Linked DNA regions of Homo sapiens: region 2 is linked to region 1. The links are chromatin loops, found by intact Hi-C in ENCODE. Cell type or tissue: endothelial cell of umbilical vein. All regions are shown on one strand.

Region 1 (8,000 bases):
TATATAAACACCACATCAAAACTGTGATTTGCACTGATCATTGGAGAAATGCAAATCAAAACCACAATGAGATACCATCTCATGCCAGTCAGAGTGGCGATTATTAAAAAGTCAAGAAGCAACAGATGTTGATGAGACTGTGGAGAAACAGGAACACTTTTACACTGTTGGTGGACATATAAATTAGTTCAACCATCATAGAAGACAGTGTGGCCATTCTTCAAAGACCTAGAACTGGAAATACGATTTGGCCCAGCAATCCTATTACTGGGTATATACCCAAAGGAATATAAATCATTCTATTATAAAGATACATGCACACATATGTTCCTTGCAGCACTATTGACGATAGCAAAGACATGGAATCAAGCCAAATGCCCATCGATGATAGACTGGATAAAGAAAATGTGGTACAGACACACCATGGAATACTATGCTGCCATAAAAAGGAATGAGATCATGTTATTTGCAGGGACATGGATGGAATTGGAAGCCATTATCCGCAGCAAACTAACAGAGGAACAGAAAACCAAACACTGCATGTTCTCACTTATAAGTGAGAGCTGATTGATGAGAACACATGGACACATTGAGGAGAACAACACACACTAGAGCCTGTCAGGGGGTTGGGAGAAGGGAGAGCATCAGGATAAATAGCTAATGCATGTGGGACTTAATACCCAGGTGATGGGTTGATAGGTGCAGCAAGCCACTAAGGCACACATTTACCTATGTAACAAACCTGCATATCCTGCACATGTATCCTGGAACTTAAAATAAGATAAAATAATTTATATTTTATTGACAGTATTGCTTTGGATGAAGATGAACTTATTTGAACATTTGAACAGCTAGTCCATGGGTAGAGCAAGCACTATGAAGATGTGATAAGATTTCTTGAAGTTTGGAAAACACTTGACATAATGAATTGTGTGATTCAGATCTAACCCTTCTATGAGTTCATAAAATGGTAGAATCAATTGGCAAAAGGAAAAGAAAAAAGGGGGCTGCTATTTAATTTAAAATGGAAATTAGGCCTCTGGAAGGCACCATTTTGTCTACCATGTCAAAATAGCACTTTTCTTAAGAATTTAGACTAAACTTTAAGATTCCTTCCAATTTTAATATTTTACATTTGTAAAAATAGCTGCTTCTCATGAGCTTATTCCCTCAGTGTTTGCTGAAAGCCTACTGCATGTTAACCGGGTATGGTAGCTCACACCTTTAATCCCAGCTACTGGAGGCTGAGGCAGGAGAATTGCTTGAACCCAGAAGGCGGAGGTTGCAGTGAGCTGAGATTGAACCACTGCACTCCAGCCTAGGCAACCGTGTGAGTGAGACTCCATCCGAAAAAAATAAAAATAAAAATAAAAGAAAGCTTGGCTGGGTGAGGTGTCTCACGCCTGTAATCCCAGCACTTTGGGAGGCCGAGGCGGGCAGATCACGAGGTCAGGAGATCGAGACCATCCAGGCTAACACGGTGAAACCCTATCTCTACTAAAAATACAAAAAATTAGCAGGGCGTGGTGGCGGGCACCTGTAGTCCCAGCTACTCAGGATGAGGCAGGAGAATGGCGTGAACCCGGGAGGCAGAGCTTGCAGTGTGCTGAGATTGGGCCACTGCATTCCAGCATAGGCCACAGAGCTAGACTCCGTCTCAAAAAAAAAAAAGAAAAAAGAAAAAAAGAAAAGAAATAAAGCTTACAGCATGCCAGGTACCATGCTTAAAAAATAAAAGGGTATATTTGGAATATTGTCAGCGACCTAAGCCCTCATCCAGTTTGTAAGGAGGCAGAAAAGGGTCCTAGAGTGGCAGTCAGCTGTCAATTCATATGGACAGGGTGTATCGTGCAAATGAAGATTACATAGGTGACGATAGAGCTGCTGGAGCCCGAGGTGTGAAGTAGGAGATGGCATGTAATTTCAATTTGTTTTTTTTCTTTCTAGATATATATAAATATATATATTTATATACTCTTTTATTTTTTAAGCATAGTACCTGACATGCCGTAAGCTTTCTCTCTTTTTTAATATATAAAAAAAAATTTATATATATTTATATATTAAACATATTATATTGTATATATTGTATATATTTATATATTTTTATATATTGTATATATTTTATATATTGTATATATTGTATATATTTTATATATGGTATATATAGTATATATTTATATATATTTATATATTTATAAATGTATATTGTATATATTTATATATCATATTATATAATATATATCTAGAAATAAAAATATATATAATTAATATATTATATTATATTAATGCAATATACTATATTATATTATATTAATACAATATACTATATTATATTATATTAATACAATATACTATATTATATTATATTAATACAATATACTATATTATATTATATTAATACAATATACTATATTATATTAATTATAATAATATAATATATTATATATTATATATAGCTGCATCTGTGCTATCTATAATGTGTTATATATAATATATATTATATGGTTATATATTATATGATATAATATATATATTATATATAACCATGATATATAGAATAGTGGTTATATATATAACCAATATTAGTTATAAGGAATTGTGAGAAGAAAAAAATAGAGTATCATTGTTTCTCATCTGCTCTCTCTACCTCTCTCTCTGTCTCTCCATTTTTATAATATATATAATATATATATTTCTAGCATTTTGTCCATTTTAAGTGTTCAGTTCAGTGGCATTAATTACATTCACAGTGTTGTGCAACAGTCACTTCTATCCATCCCCAGAATATTTTTATCATCTCAAACTGAAGCTCTACCCATTAAACACTGATTCTCTATTCTTCTCTCCGCAGAGTTCCTTATCACCACTATCCTACCTTCTATTTCTATGAATTTGCTTCTTCTAAGATATTTCAAATATGTGTAATCTGAGAAAAACTAATAACAACATTCGTCCTTTTGTGTCTGGCTTATTTCACTTAGCATAATGTTTTCAAGGTTCATCAATGCCATAGCATATGTCAGAATTTCATTCCTTTTTAAGGCTAAATAATATTCCATTGTATGTATATTATGCCATATTTTGTTTATCCCTTCATCCATCAATGGACATTGGCGTTGTTTCCACGTTTGGGCTATTGTGAATAATGCTACTATGAACAATGCTGTGCAAATATCTGAATCCTTGCTTTTAATTCTTTGGGCACACACGTAAAGGTAGAATTGCTGAGTCAATGGTAATGCTACGTTTAACTGTTTGAGGCCCTACCATACCATTTTCCTCAGCAGTTGCACCACTTTACATTTCAACCAGCCATGCACTCATGTTCCCATATCCACGCATCCTTGCCAACACTTCATGCTTTCCAATTTTTGATATCAGCTTTCCTAAGAGGTATTGCATAATATCTCAATGTGATTTGATTTGCATTTCCATAATAAAAGACATGTGATTTTGAATGTTATTCTTTAAGTGATGCAGAAATATTAATCAGTTATTATTATTGCTTTCCTGTGATTCAGGCATAGGGGTACATTTCCATTTTAAAAATAAATTTGGATGTTTCCTTTAAGGCGAGGTGATTCCAGAGATGGAGAAGATGAGACTCATCCATGAATAGTGTTGGGGGAATGTGAAAAGGACTTGACAGAGTAGATATGATGGGCTTTGAGGGGAAAGGAGAATTCAAGACACCTCCTAAGTTTTTAGTATGACTTTCATGGGGCATGTGGTGGTCTTGTAGTAGAAGGACCTCTTGGATGTGAAGATAAATCCTGATCATGTTGCATTTGCTTATCTGTGAGATAGTCAGACCTAGAAGGTAGAAGCAATTATATGATTTTAAAGATCCAAAGTCTGAACTGGAGGTAAAGATGTAGATGTCATCAGAATATGGTTGATGATTGGAGGAAGCAGCATGGATGAGCTCATATAGAGAAAGTGAGGTCTGAGAATGGATTCCTGGGGAACATCAACATTTATGTAAGTTGGGAAGATAAGAAGGATTCTGTGAAGGCTCAGAGAAGTAAAGGGATAATGAGGACAGCAGAGTACTATGGAAGCTGACAAGGTAAAGAGTTTCAAAGAATTACCGATTTCACTCCATCAAATATAACAAGAATTTCTAGAAATACTAGAACTGATTCAAAACAAAGTCTCTTTATATCTTGTACTGGAACTCTGGTCTCTGTTCATTGAGTCACATCCTGTATTTAAGTTCTAAGCCCAAATTCCAATTTCAGGCACAGAATAGACACTGACATCCACCACAACAGTTTATTCAGTGTTCCTCTTTACCTGACACAAATCCTCCTCAAAGAAGCTTTATCTTGTGTAAAAGGAAATGAACATTCCTTTGAGGCAAGAGTTGACAGAACTGAAATGCCTTCCAGTGTCAAGGCTGCAGTAGCTTCCATCATGATTCATTCTGAGCCCAAAAGCTTGGTGGCATTTTCAAGGCTTCTTCTCTTATGTAGTGGTGGAGAAGAACTGGAGAGAGCTGGTCGACCCCATGCCTGGTGTCTGGGGGTCAGTGGGTCACTGAGGGGAATTTAACCCTGCCTGTAATGACTTCAGGAGCATCAAGCTGTATCCTCTGTGTTCACTGTGTGGTCAGCATACTTGACAACACTCTCCCTGGCCTCTGGTTCCCACTCTACCTCCCTGAAAGTCTTCACCTCCTAACCTAATTCCTGCAATCTTCATTTTTCCTAGGGCTGAAGAATGCAGCCACTATCTGTCATATCATCTCAGAGTGGTCTCCTCATAGCCCTACTGATGTGGAAATATGACTCATTCACATTCCATTGCTGCGTCTGTGCTACCTCCTCTGTTTAGACCCTTTCCTGCTGTCCAGAAATAGCTGAGTTTACCTTCTACCTATAATTTATTAAAAGACTTCAAGCATTCAATTTTTGATCATTTCAGTTCATTCTCAGCTTCGCAGTGAGAAGTTTCCTCTGTGCTCATTGCCTTTGGCCATAATATTCCACCCCCAAATTACTGTAATTCTCAGGATTACAGTGAGTCACACCTTGGAATTAAGGCATTCTGTGCCAGGGTAAATATGTTACCTAGAAGGGCTAGCATATTACATTGTCGTTTCCTGTTAAGATCATGGCCAACTGGTCATTATCCCATCACCAATAAGACTGTGAGAAACATAGAACAGATATGTTTTCAAAGACTGATAGATTTTCAATTTGTAAGGTTGCTTAGATATAACTTAGTTCTACTTCCTAGGTGATCTACAAACTCCTTCTTTGTGACACTAATCTGGTTACCCAGATCCTGGTTGAACATTTCCTGTGGCATAGAATGATCGATATACAAAACATACATATATCTGGAGAATCTAATGTTTAAATGTTTTGGAGGTTTTTGTTTTGTTTTGTTTTGCTTTGATTCGAGCCAAGGTCTTACTCTGTCACCCAGGCTGGAGTGCAGTGGCATGATCACTGCTTACTGAAACTTTGACCTCCTAGGCTCAAGCAATCTGATTAATTGGGACTACAGATGCACGCCACCACATCCAGTTTATTTTTTTATTTTTATTTTTGTGAAGATGTGGACTCATTATGCTGCCCAGGCTGGTCTTGAACTCCTGGACTCAAGCGATCCTCTTGCTTTGGCCTCCTAAAGCGCTGGGATTACAGGCATAAGCCACTGTGCTGGCCATGTTGAGATTCTTTACCTTGAACCCTAAACTATATTTTCTCCCTGGGAGAGCCTAGATTAAATTATATTCAAATGTTTATTGAGCACCTACTATATACCAAGCACAATGCTGTGTGTGCTGGGCACAACAGGAACCACAAGGCTTGACTCTGTTCTCTATAAGCCCATGTCCTATTGGAGTGGTGGAATGATGTATGGGAACAATATAATTGGACACCCTTGTTTAATTGTGACACCCTTGCTTCCCTTTCGAATTAGCTTAGCACATTCTTATCATGCTTTTGTTTCTCTTTGTGAAAGACTCCAAACATCGAAACTACGTTAAGACCAGTTAGAGCTTCTTTCATTATAATCCAGTTAGGAGACAATTCATCCAACTTGTCTTGATTATGCCACAGAAGCTAAGTGATTAAATCAGAATCTGAAAAGAAGAAACGAAAGCATTAAGTGCATCCAAAAATAAACTTGTTGAACCTGGGGATAGTGTAAGAGTAGGAGACTTTCTGAAAGCCACTTTGGAAATATGATTTTAATGAGATTCATTATTGTCCTTTAAGGTCAAAGTTGAAAGAGTAGTCTATCTGGCTAATATCAAAGAGGTTTAATTTTTGTTGATTTGGAGATAAAGCAAGTATAAGCTTTTCATTATAAATATGTTTTTATACTTGGAAAATAAGAAATAGAAGCAATCAGTAGTCACATATGTGCCCTGTGATCTGGTTCCTGTGAACATTTTCTATAAATTTAAATTATACGTAATCATTTATAGTCCAGAAGCAGGTGCAATGTGGATATGCAAAGCTGTTGAAATGCTATTTTTCCAAAGTTGGCTGGAAATAATACCATACACAGGAGGATGGAAAAGTACCGATGGAAATAATATTGTCCAAGTATCCCAGACCCTTCAAAGACTTTCAGAACAATAACAACTTGAGAAGTGTTACTCTTATGACTCAGTGATCAGAAGACATTTCAGAAACAAGAGTTGTATGAAATCTTGAGTCAGTCACACAAATTGCAAACGGATCTCCTGCAATGCCACTAGGAAGTGAATACGGTAGAAACAGCACTTCTAAAGTTAATGAGTAAGAATCATGTTGTGGGGCTAGCATATTTCACAAGAAAGCAAAGAAGCCAATTACTTATATATGTTTTTAATGACTGTATTTTCCTCCTCCTCTCTCACTGCCCCCAATTACAATCAAAATTATGATTCATCTTTTGCCCAATTATTTCGCTACTATGCATATATTGTTGCTACTGATTTCATCGGGAGGCATTGAGTAGAATAAATGAGACATATGTGCAGGTTATGTTTTCCAAAAGGTAACTCTCAGGACAGGGTGATCCAACGCAAATTCACTTGAAACTGCTTGGTTTCATGAACTCTTGAAGTGGTAGCATCAATTAGTATGAATTTCAAATTGGTGTTATTTTCAAATAAAAATCCAAGTGTGCAAAGACAGTCTTGGAAAGGTTAAACTAAAAAATAGGATTACTTAGGCTTTCAAATATATCTTGTGTTTCAATATTTTTACCTTAATTTACACACTAACCATACTATGCTCTTATTGCTAAAAATAAGTTTGAAAAGGTCTATATTGTAATTGGTCTCAAGACAAGTTTTACAAGCCTGGTGGTGAAGGCATCTTATTAGTCTATTATCTGTCCCAGTTTTGTTCCTGAAGCAGAATTCTCTGGTGTGATCACTTAACTTGATTGCAAAACTTGTCTCCAAAGGCAATTTTGCTATTTCCCAAAATCAAATTCATCGCATAAAGGTCAGGGATTTTCCTGGCAGCGGACGTTCGAAAGAACACGCCACAAAGTCTGCAGGCATTTTCTTTGGGGAATTAAAAAAAGGTGCTCTGCCATTCAGAAGCGTCATTAGACTAAGAGTGTGGTTCCCCAAGGGACTTCTTGAAAAGGCACCATATTTTCTTTAAATGTACAATTTCTTTTCTATTTTAAATGTTAAAAATTGGAGACATCACTTTATAGTCACATCCTGTATTCTTTCAGTGACTGGCGAAGGGGAGGGAGGGAAGTGTGGACATGTTCCTATAACAACGAATCAAAGAAGACGCCTTGTGCTTTTTCATTGTTTGGTGTTAGTGACATCTGTGACCCCCTACAGCTTTCAGAGACATCCTTAATTAGCAGTAAGTGTGTGACCTACTGTTGAAGTCCTAACCTCGAGTATGAGGGTATTTGAAGAAGAGTCCTTTGGGAAGTAATTAGGGTTGGGTTAGGTCATGAGAGTGGGGCCCTCACCAGGGACTAAACTGGCCATCATCTTCATTGTGGACTTGCCAATCTCC
Region 2 (8,000 bases), 99 kb before region 1:
AATGGTTAATGGAGTAACAACTACCTCAAGGGGTTTGGAGAGAATTAGGGGAAGTGACACATGAAAACAATAGTTGTGTTCCAAACACATAGTAAGATGATGGTAGCTGTATTTGTATTTTAATTAATTATAATGATATTATTTCAATTAACACTAAGCCCTGTGGGGATAGAGAAAAAATAAATAAAACATGAAATATTTGACTAATTATAATGCTGGATAGAATTATATTTTTCTGGTTATGAAGGTGAAATAATAATGCTGTGAGGAAGAAAAAGAAAGAAAGTAAAAGTGGATTCATGGAAGGCATCGATTGTTGGTTTCTTCCATTTGTTTGACCAGGGCAGGGCATGTTATAGTGAGCAGCCTATTATGGCCTGCAAATAATCTGCTGGTAGTCTACTCTGAAAGTTTTGCCCAACAAGGAATAACTACAGATATAACAAAACCAATCTTGGGAACCATAAACCAGATATAGGATGAAGTAACTACTTGTAGCAAAAATGCACAGGTCAATAGAGAGAACAACAAAAGATGAGAAAAAAACGGAAGGCATAAAGTACAGAAAAGCTATCCAGAGGAAAGCGTGATGCCTTTACCTGTTAGTGGCAGAAGCCATAGAACAAGAGACAGGAAGTTGTAGTCACTCTAAAGCCGTAAGAACGATGATCTCTGCCTGCAAAAGATGAGTCTCTGTTCCTTGGATAAATGAGTGGATGAATGAAGAATGAATGAATGAACGAATTAGGAAACCAACAGCCTAAGAAAGCCACAACAACAACAGCAAATTTTGCCAAATGGAATTTTAAGTTTCTTGGATTCCAAGGGCATGCATGCTTCAGGTCAAGGATGCGACTAATTAAGGTTTGTGGGACCTGAAGCTTAAACAGTTTGGAGGGCACTCTTCAAGAAAAGGAATTTTAAAAATCTTACTTGCTATTTATAAATAGATAGACTTTGACGAAGCCTGTGTAAGCAGGTAGCCCTAGAGCTTTAGCTTCATTGGCTTTATGATGACTTTTTCTTTGCTGGTGTAAAGGCGAGGGAAAAAGGAATGAAAAGGAAAGTGAAGTATTCCGAAACCATCGCCTTCACTGTTTGTCACTGTTTATTATCAGTAGTTCTAAATGACTTTATGGCTTTAGCAAATGGATTGGTCCTCTTTCAAAAACATTTGGTTACATAGATGTTCTAAAAAAGCTTATATCTGTTAAGGATTATTATTGGACAAATAATATCAAATATCTATTTATCATGTTAAGGTTTTAATATATCTTGTTTTCATTCCAATAGAATGTAATACTGATTGTAAAATAATTTTGTCCACTCACTAGTGGTAGACCAGAATTACTTTACTAAGGTTTGCTTTTCTTTTTGGTTCCCCATTTATTCCCAAAGGCTAAAAATCCAATTTATCATTATTGATCTGTCTTTCACTATAGAACAGAAATCTTTTGAATTAGGTATTTAGGCTTTGCTTGGTTTCATTTTATAATTAAACTCCTACTAAAGCTGAATTGTCTAACATTTTAATAAGTATTAAAAAGATATATTTGTATTTAATCCCTTTTGTACTGTTTTGAAGTGGCTCACACCAATATGAAGTGTCTAGGAAATTCATGTGAAAATACTTTGTTATATTTGTAATGAACTCTTATTTATTCATTTAAACAACAGGAATTTATTTAGAGCTCTCTATGAGTTTCATAGTGTGTTTTGAGGTAAAAAATCAAATTATAAATTTGTAGTCCCTGACCTTAATAGATAATGGTTTACTTTAGGTGAAATACAAATGTAAGCTACATGACACCAACTACTATCTATAGCAGCTAAATGATGAACACTAACTTGGATTGCAACTGTATTAAACTGTGTATGGTTATAGAGACATGGCCTGGGAGTTTAATATGCACATGGGGTAACAGTGGGATTATGGGAAGGAGAGACAGGAAATGCGTTTCAGAAGACTACTGTGAGGAAAACAATGTGAGGGAAGGGACAAAAGTGAACTGGGCCCTTGTAAGAACTTTAAGGAACATGGGGTGGTAGCATGGGGACCCATGTGGATGACTGGTGAAAATTAAGATTAAACTAACAAGAAATGGCCAGATAACTATAAATCTTAAGTTTTGTTTTATTTTTGAGTCTTTTTACTTTTTATTGTGGCATAAGATATAAAATCATTGGTGTTTCTTGAGTGGAGGAGTGACTTTATACTGCTGCCAAGTTCAACAGCTCTGAATTTAGAGTCGAAGAGATTTGGGTTCAAGTCATGTCTCTGCAACTTACTAGCTGTATAACTTTGAGCAAATTCCTTAACCTTCCTACACCTGAGTTTTTTCATCGGAAAATGATGGTATTTAATGATTCTGTGTTTCAAAGTATTGTGATGTGGTTATAATAAAGTACTGAGTAGTGAATATTTAGTATTGGTATTTGGGTACATAGTAAACACTCGGAGTATGATAACTATTGTCAAAATTTCAAAGTTAGAATCTATTGTGGTTAGTATTTCAGCACTGATCATGACCCAGATGAGAATGTAGTAAAGTTTTTTGTTTTATTTTTTATTTTTTTATTCTTTTTTAATAGAATGGGTTTAAGAAAAGTGAAGATAGTCTTACTTCACTTTTAAGAAAAAAGTGAAGATATTCTTACTAAAAGCAACACATGCATTTTTAGATCGTACTATTTTATTTAGGCCCCTGGATAATCCAGACTAATTAGTGGCAGTAAACATAAAAGGGAAATAAAGAATCTAAGCAATTAACAGATTTTTCTTGGTTCCAATTTGTGTTTTTTCTTGCATTCTAAAAAACACTGGTGAGCTATGTTTGTTTGTTTGTTTAAAAGTGAGTCATTTTGATAATCTCCTTGGCTCAAAGATTTGTAGAATCTCTGCAGGGAGAGACAAAAGAGGAGGCCTTATTTCTGTATGTAAGAACCTCTGTCTATTTTCTTTATCATATTCTGAAGCTGTATGGGTAGTTGTACAGATTATGGGACAGCTCTGATAAGACTGAATCAGGGATAGGAAACAGGCTACGGATAGGTCTGGACCACATCAAACCCTCTGGCTTTCCCATTTTAAGCATGATTCATATGACCAGCCAAAAGAAAAAGCAGAGAAATCTCAATTCTAGCTTTAGATCAAAATACACTAACTTTGATTTTTGATGGAGAAAGAAACTAATTATGGTGTATTAGAGTTAAGTCAAATGTCACCTATTTCTTGTTAAGGTATTTGCGTATTTCACTGAATATGTCTCTGAACCTTAGCAAGAAACGCCTTGTGTTTTTATGGTTTGTTTCTTCTTTACTTAAAAAATAAATTAACTGTTAGTTCTGATGTTATCTGTTCAAATATTCCACATTGTGGAAAATCCTCATCTATTACACATGCTCAAATTTGGATTCAATCCCAGAATAGTTGCTAATGCTTGCACATGGGCTGGAGCTGTGTAATTGTTTTTGGTGCTTAAGGAAGACATGGGGAACAATCTCTCCCCCAACAGCAGACCAAATTGTGATTTTTGGAATCCTTATTCTAGATTAAGTCCCAGAGATACTAACTCAACTGTTTCTTTCCATTTTTCCCACTGAGTATAGCTTTCCTTTTTTTTTTTTTTTTTTTTTTTTTAAACTTATAGATAGATGCACAACCTCTCCTTTATATTTCATTCAGCTTTCGAAGGCAAAAGAACAAAATCAACTCAGAAGTGACAGGAGGGGAATCATTTTGTTACTTGAAGTGGACAAGAAAATGATTTTCCCTGCTGTTTGCCTCAGCTGAATTACAGCCTTATGTCTGTGTGAAATCCAATTTGATGAGATTTTCTTTGTTACTTTTGAAAGAACTTGTTTCTTGGCAGTCCTGCCCCAAACTAGATTGTTCCATTGCCTTCTGCAAAGCTTCTCGTACCCTTGGGTAGTCATCAAGCCTCATCTCCCTGCTGTAATTGTAGCTTCTCTGTACATTATCAGACATTCCCGGAAATTTGGACTCAGCAGAATAGGAATTGTCAAATGTATCAAAAATCTTATATTTATGTACTAAGTATTGACATTGTGTATAGAAAAACATCAGGTGTAGAAGACTTTCTACTAAGGGTTTACAATCTTAGAAAAACTAGAAAGCGAATACAATCTGATCTCTAAAACACTAGAAGGTTGGCTATCTTAATATCAGTGGGATGAGACTGGATTTTTCCTCCCTGGCTATTGGAGAAAAAAAAAAGGGAAAAATAGTTATATCAATCCTAGAAGCCAGATGAGTATGGAAACAACCTTCCATTTTCTGTTTTTCTAATCAATTTAAGACAAATACACTACAGATTATATTTAGGGGCCTGGTAGGCTGCCTCAGTTTTCCCAGATGACTGAGCAGTGGATCAGCTTTCTGAAGTTTAGTGCCACAACTCATCTGCCCAAGAGCCAGGTGGCCCTGATTCAAATATAAGTGACCCAGGAACCATTTACCAGTAGACAGTCAGTATCAAGAATCACAGCATTGACACTCTACTTGGAGACTTCTTGATTGTACACAAAATCTATTTCTCGTTATTTTCATCTTATTGTGGCTGGCAGCCCATCTTTGCATGTTACTATCTCCAAAATGGCACAAAAGCTTAGCTTTACTCGGAAGACATCAGAGGTCTGGACCTCCGATTTTTGGCCCAAACTCCATCCGCATACAAAGTGGGGATCAGTGGACAAGTGGGCTCCACTTTGCTTCTACAGTAGGACTCGATCATGATGATTGCTTGGTATTATCAACATCAAGACCCAAAAGTCCAACGCTGCAGAAATTTCAGAAATGGTTAGAGCTAGATAGATCCTGAAGATAGATCCTTAAAAATATTGATCTTTGGGTTCCTCAAGTTGCTGCATTTTTCCTAGTACATGCTAACCTTTCAAGTTCCATTCTTAAGGATAGACATTATCTTAAACTTGACTATGATCTTAGAGTCCTAATGATTCTCACCCACTACAACTTCAGGTAGATAGATAGATGATATAGATGATAGATAGATAGATAGATAGATAGATAGATAGATAGATAGATAGATACAGAGAAAGGATAGATTTGTTGTTGTTTGTTTTGATGTTATTTTTATGCAAGTAAACCTCATTTCTGTTTTGCTCTATCATTGCACTAGGTATCAGAAGCCTGATTCCACTGGATTAGCATGTTCCTCTTTTCCCTTCTCCATGCAGCTTATGTAGTGCCAGGACCTGGCAGGACTATATGGACATGGGTGGGCATGACGTGGGTCATGTCTGGGTCTCCATCATTTCTCCGCACTGTCTCCACCCTGTCCTGTTCATTCCTGCCTGCAATAACTCTTCTGGTCGGCAGCACTCTGAGCCACCCCTGACCCCTACTCCAAGGCAGCGTCCACAGGAAGCATTCTGCTACTCCTGATCCCATGATGGGCTGTAATAAACCTATCCTTAGAGCCTCTTTGGGGCATCACTGAATTTTTCTAGTGCCACGCTGAGTTTGGGAAACTGAGAGACTGAGGCAGGCCAGTCTGCCTGCAACCTCAGGCAGGAGACTTTTTCTGTTCCTACCTGTTCTAGATGAGAAGGACTTCAAAGGATTGCCTACTTCCTGGGTTTTACTTGGAGATGGTTGCCACATTCTTCCTATACCTGACTCTCTAAATCTGTTTGGGATTTCTATTGCTCCCTTACTTCCTACTTTTGAATTTAGTCCTGTGGAATCTTGACCATGTCTGAGGATAAGGGTAAAGTGCAGATAAACATTTCCCTGATAATATTTTCTGCTTAATCTTTTGTCGCGTCAGAGCCTGTGCCATTTGAAACTCAAAGCCAAGGATCAATTCTTTCGTTCTCTCTTTCTCCTATGTTCTCTCTTCCTTGGCGACTGTTGAAAGCAGGGAAACATCCAGGGATAATGAAATGCTGGGAATGAAAAACAGAACTGATTAATAAATCAAGATTTTATTCAATATTTCTCAAACTTCAATGAAGCACAGACCTCTTTTCAAAGGAAAACGTTCTCTAGAATATAAAATATAAAATTGTACTCATTAAAATTCTATTTAAATTTGTATAGAGAGAAAACATAAAACACTCTATGTTTACAGATCTTTAACAACCAAGAAGCCTAAAACTTATTTATAAATGTCCTTGGCTGTTAGGGTTGTAATAACAAAATGGCATAGACTGAGTGGCTTATAAACAACAGAAATGTATTTCTCACGGTTCTGGTCTGTAGGAAGTCCAATATTGAGACACTCGAAGATTCAGGGTCTGGTAAGGGCCTGCGTCATGATCCACAGGCAACCAACTTTTTGTTGTGTCCTCACATGGTGGAAGGAGAGAGAGAGCTCTCACATTTCCTGTATAAGGGTACTTATTCCATGACCTAATTGCCTCTCAAAGACCCTCACCTCCTAATGCCATCAAATTAGGGATTAGGTTTTAACAAAAAACAAACAAACACACAACAACAACAAAAACGTTGGAGGAATACAAACATTCCATTTATAGCACAAATGAAATATAAACAAAATTAAAAAGCCAGAGAAGTCTGAAATAACTGGCACTAATGTAATAGAATACTATAGCACTAACTGCTAAGAGTAAGCACAAGTTTGACACGATGACTCCCATAGATTATGTGTTAACTTAATTCTCTCAGTATTTTTCTTTTAAGTTTCTGCAAAACCCTCATTGGTCTAGTGAGCCACAGCACCATTTGGCCCTCCTTGCTGTGGAAGCTTCATTTATATGTGTCTGTTTTTTTCTTTCCTCATTAGCCTCTAGCAAGTGAAGTAAACCCACCTACATGATCATAAACATTGAAATCAGAGGTCATACTCAAGTGGTCATCCTAACAATGCAGAGTATGCTTTTAATTGTTTATTTTGTATCATTAAAATGAAAGTCCTAAATCTAAAATCCTCAAAAAAGTGCAACAACTTATAAACTGCTGGAGATCTAATTTCTAATCTGATTACTTTAGAGATGGCACCAAAGGGTTAAATATTTGATCTCAAGCAACATAGTTAATAGTAGAGCAGGCAATTGTTCTAGAAGACCTGATGAGGGTTCAGAAGGCTTGGTGTCATCCCTAACAACAAATTTGTGTATTTCAAATAATAATATAGGAGTATGAACAATAATATCTATTTACCTTATATATACATTTTTTCTTTGAAAATTTAAGTTCTTTCTTACTTTAGGAAAGAGTAGTTTCAAGTAAGCAAAGAGAGACTTTCTAAAAGCATCTAAGATCAAAAGAAGGGAAAATTAGAGGAAATACACAAAGAATATGGTAGGAAAAATTATATTTCAAAATGCTCCATATACGGGAGGGCAGCCAAGATGGCCAAATAGGAACAGCTCCGGTCTACAGCTCCCAGCGTGAGTCATGCAGAAGACGGGTGATTTCTGCATTTCCATCTGAGGTACCAGGTTCGTCTCACTAGGGAGTGCCAGACAGTGGGTGCAGGACAGTGGGTGCAGCGCACCATGCGCGAGCCAAAGCAGGGCCAGGCATTGCCTCACTCGGGAAGCGCAAGGGGTCAGGGAATTCCCTTTCCTAGTCAAAGAAAGGGGTGACAGACGGCACCTGGAAAATCGGGTCACTCCCACCCTAATACTGTGCTTTTCTGACGGGCTTAAAAAACGGCACACCAGGAGATTATATCCCGCACCTGGCTCAGAGGGTCCTACACCCAAGGAGTCTCACTGATTGCTAGCACAGCAGTCTGAGATCAAACTGCAAGGCAGCAGCGAGGCTGGGGGAGGGGCGCCTGCCATTGCCTAGGCTTGCTTAGGTAAACAAAGCAGCCGGGAAGCTCGAACTGGGTGGAGCCCACCACAGCTCAAGGAGGCCTGCCTGCCTCTGTAGGCTCCACCTCTGGGGGCAGGGCACAGACAAACAAAAAGACAGCAGTAACCTCTGCAGACTTAAATGTCCCTGTCTGACAGCTTTGAAGAGAGCAGTGGTTCTCCCAGCACGCAGC

Evidence for each region. Peaks named below come from ENCODE experiments on the same cell type or tissue, not always from the same donor. Only the 100,000 strongest peaks of a DNase experiment are listed, where the experiment ranks them.
Region 2: a loop joins it to region 1, with 7 times the contacts of the local background. A loop is called at or near these places in 1 of 110 quality-filtered maps.

Annotation. Positions count from the first base shown.
Region 1 is chr4:21,009,976-21,017,975 of GRCh38, reverse strand. The region is part of intron 1 of KCNIP4 (potassium voltage-gated channel interacting protein 4); the gene reads left to right. Among named protein-coding and RNA genes, the nearest start is that of PACRGL, 310 kb to the right of the region's middle. RefSeq lists a silencer at 4,896-5,190. In endothelial cell of umbilical vein, no CTCF peak of the experiment used is centred here; DNase peaks (open chromatin) are centred at 4,945 and 6,665; H3K27ac peaks cover 3,262 bases.
Region 2 is chr4:21,109,096-21,117,095 of GRCh38, reverse strand. All of the region lies in intron 1 of KCNIP4 (potassium voltage-gated channel interacting protein 4), which reads left to right. Among named protein-coding and RNA genes, the nearest start is that of MIR7978, 350 kb to the left of the region's middle. In endothelial cell of umbilical vein, no CTCF peak of the experiment used is centred here; DNase peaks (open chromatin) are centred at 3,085 and 3,395; H3K27ac peaks cover 1,921 bases.